Regions from separate parts of the Homo sapiens genome. Here region 1 is linked to region 2. A link is a contact called in ENCODE Hi-C or POLR2A ChIA-PET data. All regions are on one chromosome and are shown on one strand. The core of a region is the stretch at or near the end of the contact, and the rest is flanking DNA. Distances in the headings are between cores, read along the strand shown. Region 1 has its middle 76 kb from the start of LINC02145. Region 2 has its middle 180 kb from the start of LINC02145.

Region 1 (2,802 bases), core at 286-2,785, 100 kb after region 2:
ACACAAACCCACACACACGTTTCCTATAACTACTGGTGTGATAATCCAAATATAATCCTGCCTCGTAAAGTAACCAAGACGTGTTCCACTTAGGAAAAGGTCAAAAGCAACAAACAAAGAGCAGAGGAGAGCCAGGGAGGGGGACGTCTTTGCCTGCAGCTTCCAAGTGACTTCCCCACAGATGCCAGATCCATGATTCTGAGTCTCCAATGTGCCTCTGGGTTGCTTGGAGACCTTGTTAAAAAATTAGATTCCTGGCTCCCACCCCAAAAAGTCTGATTTATTGGGTCTTGTATGTTGCTCTAAGTCTGTTTTTCTAACCAGCACCCTACTTGACTAGGAAGCTCTTGGCCCAAGGGTGTGAGGCTGAACACTGCTCTCCTCCTCAATGCCCTTCAAGCATCCTCTGAAGGCCAAGATGAAACACCTGGGCCAGGCCCTGGGTTCTCTGGCCCTGCTCCAGTACAGGCCTGATCTCCTCGACAACATACCCTTAGCTGTCTCTGGTCCTAAAGTTTAGCCCATAGCTAAGACACTTCTAACCCCAGGAAAGCAGCTCCACGTCTCACGGCACCAGGCCTTCATCTGTTCAGCAGCTCACCTTACTTCCTGGACCTTCTTCTGCCCAAGTGCCCAACCCCAAACCATGCATGGTCACCCCCAGCGTGGCCCTTTCTAATCACCCCAAACCCCTCTGTGGCATGTCTAGGGCAACCCTGACCCAAGTTGAGCCAACCCAAGTCCCATCCCAGGGAATCCCGAAACTCAAGCTGGGTGAAGGATATGAGTTCCTCTCTAGGTGGCGAAAGCTCCACAACACACACAAAACAACATAACACAATACACACAACACAGCACAACACACACAGCACAACACAACACACACTTTCCATCATGGGAATATCAAAGAGGGGGCAGGGGATGGGGAAAGAAGTAAAGGAGGCAGGTGCAGTGGGCTCTTGTTCCTCCTTGGATCCCTGTTCCTCCTCGGATCCCTGTTCCTCCTCTTCCTGCAAGTCTTTCCTCCATGATGCTTCCTGTATGAGTCAGCTAGGGCTGCTATAACAAAATACAAAGGTGCAGCAGCTTAAACAATAAAAACTTACTGTCTTGCAGCTCTGGGGGCTGGCAGTCCACAATCAAGGTGTTGGCAGGATTGGTTTCCCTCTCCTTGGCTCATAGATGGCATATTTTCCTCGTGTCCTCACATGGTCTTCCCTCTGGGTATGTCTGTGTCCTAACATCCTCCTCTTTTAAGGACACCTGTCAAACTGGATTAGGGCCCACCCAGATGAGCTCATTTTACCTAAATGACCTCTTTCAGGACCCAACCTCCAAATACAGTCATAGTCTGGAGTACTGGAGTTTAGGACTTCAACTTACGAATGTTGGGGGGACACAATTCACCCACAGCACACTCCAGCATTGTTATAATAAATATGTCTTTTGGATTTAAGCCCCTTTGAATCAGAAGGAGTTTGTGCTACAAAACATAGCTTCTCTACATTGCTGGGCAGGTCCAGGCAGGAGAGCTTGGGAGTTGCTGATTTGGATTGACTGCTCCCACTGGACTGAGAGTGCCTTTATGTCACAGACCGTGTTGCACTAGACATGTCTCCGCAGAACAGGCACAGCCCCAGCCCATGCTCCCACCCATCTGTGTAATACAAAAGTGGGCACCACGTGCCCATCCTCCTGTCTCAGGAAATTCAGAGAAGTCAGCCCCTGAAGAAAGCTTTGCAGAGATTTGCAAAGCTTCAATGTTTGTGCCTGGCCTTGTTCCTGACATTCTTCAGCCAAAAAAAAAAAAAAAAAAAAGTATCGTTAAGAATTATTACTTAGAGATTGAATGTTTTTATTGGGGTTCTAGGAAGCCAGGGATTTCTGAGTACTGTATGAATCACAGAAAAGAACCTTGGTTATTTTTTACCCAGAAATTGGCCGCATTTGATCACGGAAAAATGTAATCACTTATGAAATGCAATTTCCTTTGATGCTATTTCAGTGTTGACTCAAGAACACCCTTACCAGAGAAGGAAATGGTTAGGGAGAAGCAGCCCTGTCCTCTCTCCTCCGTCTGGCCTGGAGACCTGATTGGATTGTGTCCAGAAACTCCAAGTCCCTGCCTTACAAAACAGCTTCCTTCCAGGTGAGTGTACACCTAAAGAATTATAAAATTAAAGAAGCCCTCTCCTTATTCTTCTCAAATCAGTAAATCTTAAACTCTGACAATGTCAAGCATTAGTAAGGCGGTAAAGAAGTGAGCATTCACACTTCTGGTGAGATGATAAAGTTGGCACAATTTGGAAAGCGTACTGGTCACGCTTAGCAGAGAAGAAGATGTGCACACACTATAGTTCTGAGAAACTTGTATACATGTCCAAGAAGATATCCAAGAATGGTTATTGCATTACTGTTTGCAATGGTGAAAAATGAAGAACAGCTTAAATGTTTATTGAAAGAATAACATAAAAAATTTGAAAAATCTAAATGTATCAAATACATGAATTTTCAAATCATAATCTTGAGTAAAGAGGGCAAGTTGCCATATGGATTTCGTACAGGAAAGAGTTAACATCACAAGCCTGCGGCCACTATCCCTGGAAAGGCCTGTTTGTATGGTGGGCCCTTGGCTAGTGTCTGAGACCTTGGATGCTAAGATGGTTCCCACTATTCCCAGGCTGATAAGAGTGCCTCACTGCGCCTGAACTGTACAGACTACATGGTTATGCTGGACACCTGCTTTCTTTCTGAGAATCTGGAATGTGTGTCAGGCAAAGGGTGCTGATATGTATGTGTCAG
Region 2 (2,700 bases), core at 109-2,608:
AGAAAAGAAATTGGTTTCATTATAAGTCATTGCACTTAAAGCCACAGTTTCCAAGAACCCGTTGATGATATTAAGTGAGGATTTACTGTATTTGGTAACAAGAAGGAAGGAAGCTCAGGTACAGGCTACAATATGAATGAGCCTTGGAAACATGCTACGTGAAAGAAGTCAGTCAAAAAGCATTATGTATTGTGTGATCTCACGATTCTATTTACATGAAATGTCCAGAATAGGTAAAGTCATAGAAAAAGAAAGTAAATTAGTAGTTGTCAGGGTCTGGGGAAGAGGCGATGAAGTGACAAAATTGTTGTGAAATTAAACAGTGGTTATGGTTGCACACCTTCTGAATATACTAAACAACACTAAAATATATCCTTTCAAGTGGTGAGTTTTATGATATGTGAATGAAGTCTTTTTTAAAAATTGGTTAGATTATTTTTCCCAGACAAAACTTGGTAAGGGCTCACAGCATTCCTAAGATGCTGAGCAGAGGGAAGAGGTCATCGTGCCTTCTGCTCTTGCACTAGTGAAGAGAAGTCAGCCACCCTCCCCAGACACCGCACCAGCCTAGACCTTGCAATGTTTCTGTTAAAACAAACAAAATAATCTCAACTGAAAGAAGCATTTGGCCAGCTAGGATGTTGCTTCTATCATCTGATTGCACAAGGCTTAGTGATTAATCTATTGATCATTCCCATCTCCTCTGTTAAGCAAGCATGACCATGCCTGATAACTGCTGGGAAGATGAATCACTGAGCGGGGCTGGTGATATTAGTCATGAGTATGTATGAAATTAGAGAAGAGAAGGACGCAGATTTCTATGAGGATTAAGGAGAAAAGCATTCTGTGGCTGTATTTACTCTCTGCTCATCCTCAGCAAAGGTTCCGTAAGTGACGTTTCATCTTCCATTACCTTGTTCCCAAACAGGAAATACTAAAATAAGAGAAGTGCCTTCAGAAAGTGACAGGCACTGAGAGCCAGAATGAATCGTTCGCTACTAACAACCTGTTTGAAGCAGAAAATTTTGCTGCATTACACGAACTGAATTTACAGCTTCCATTCTCCAAAGATTAAAGAGATTATTCCTAATGTAATCAGTAGCCATCGCCTTTAAAATAGAGAACTATTTGTGACTTCAAAAGGTTTTGAAGAAGAGTCTGTGGCTCCATCTTTCCCCAGTATCATTACGATCATTGCTTTGTTTTGCCATAGGCTGCTATTACGTAATTACTTTGGAAGTGTGTGCCTGTGGGGTTTGACTGGTAGAAACAAGGAGGCAGAATTGAACTGGAGCTTGTCCAAGAAGTGGAGAAGGCAGGAGATAGGCATACTGGTGAAAACCTCAGCTGCGCTGCAGGATTCATCTGTGATCGTGTAAACAGAGAGGGGGACCCCTGCAAGCAGTTTCAGCCCTGTGGAGTCCCCATTGTCTTCAGTCTGTGACAACTGTTTCTGAGGCAGTGCACACTCAGAGCCCAGCAAGCTTGACCTCCAGGCCATGTCTGCCCTCCTCTCCCCACAGTCTGTCCTCAGAGAGCCCCATGGAGGCAGTGCCCTCTCTTATCAGGGAGCTTCTTAAGGCAGATTCAGGCTGAGACCTCTCTCCAGGTCTCACAGATTTCACGACTGGGCTGTTCATCCCCCAACCCTGTCCCTGCACCCTCCACTCCACACCCCTTCCCTCCTGCTGTTCCTTGACTTCACTTCCTTTTGTTCTAGTGTCACTAGAAAGAAGGGACAGCTGGTTACCCTCCTCAGCCTAGCAGCCCCTTTTATTCTTGAAAATGGCTCTTCCATCACTAGAATAATTCATCCTATTCTGTCTCTTCCTCAAATTCAGCTTTCAAGCCCTGAAGCACAGTCACTGTTTTCTACAGACACCTCCTCCTTAAATGGCCCTTTTCACTCCATTTGTGGGCTCTCCAGTGGGACACCTCTATTTATTGCCCACTCATTATGGGAATGAGCATAAAGATCTAGCGACAGCCTTTCTGTCTGCATTATAATACCAATTCCTCACTAATTCCCCTTGCCCTTCCATTTAAAGAGATGCTACCTCCTTTGCTTCCTGGCAGACCCAGCAGACCCCCATCCCTCCCTACTAATGAGCTGGCTCTTCCTGCTAATTTAACCTCCACCTGCTCATCCCTCCCATCTGACTCTGGGCCTGGGGAGGCTGTCAGGTCCCAAAGAATAAGCCATGGTTGTTGACGACTCAGGGGAATCAGCCGAAATCCTGAGACAGAACAATAGTTAGTGGTGATGACAAACTTCAAGCCTCAAATCTTTTAAAACAGAAGGAAAGTGGAAAATATCAGCAAAGACTAGGCATTCACATATCAAAAGTAGTTTTGTTTCATTTGAAACAGGTTTACAAAAATCATAAGGAGGTAATGAAAAGTCTCATTTCTTTTCACTATTGTTGGAAATCTGTCTCCTGGTATTATAGAGAGACTATGCCATCTACTCGAACTTCCTTTGCCCCCAGCAGAACTGTCTGAGAGGCTGCTGAGTTCATTTCATCCGGGATGCACTGAAGACTACCAAGAACCATTCCATCCATGGCCATCCTCTGGCAGACATTCTCACCTGGACATCTCCTCTTTCCACGTGCCTCTTGTCCAGGATGCATTTTGTCACATATTTTTTACAAAAGCATGTCAGGAGCCACTTCATAATCAGTCTGAAATAATGTCTTA

The links. A loop is a pair of places that touch in the nucleus more often than their neighbours do. ChIA-PET counts read pairs that join two places held with the same protein, here RNA polymerase II (POLR2A).
Region 1: a loop to region 2 is called in a map of mammary epithelial cell, with 2.1 times the contacts of the local background. The contact joins two enhancer-like sites. A Hi-C loop is called at or near these places in 2 of 168 maps with a recorded cell type or tissue (endothelial cell of hepatic sinusoid and mammary epithelial cell). POLR2A ChIA-PET finds 5 or more read pairs at or near these places in 1 of 52 experiments (H1).

Annotation. Positions count from the first base shown.
Region 1 is chr5:6,259,861-6,262,662 of GRCh38, forward strand. No RefSeq gene overlaps it. Among named protein-coding and RNA genes, the nearest start is that of LINC02145, 76 kb to the right of the region's middle. Within about 2 kb of position 1,536, at least 2 of the 41 ENCODE cell types and tissues checked have a DNase peak (open chromatin) inside an H3K27ac peak, as active enhancers do.
Region 2 is chr5:6,158,483-6,161,182 of GRCh38, forward strand. No RefSeq gene overlaps it. Among named protein-coding and RNA genes, the nearest start is that of LINC02145, 180 kb to the right of the region's middle. RefSeq lists an enhancer at 268-1,467. Within about 2 kb of position 1,359, at least 4 of the 41 ENCODE cell types and tissues checked have a DNase peak (open chromatin) inside an H3K27ac peak, as active enhancers do.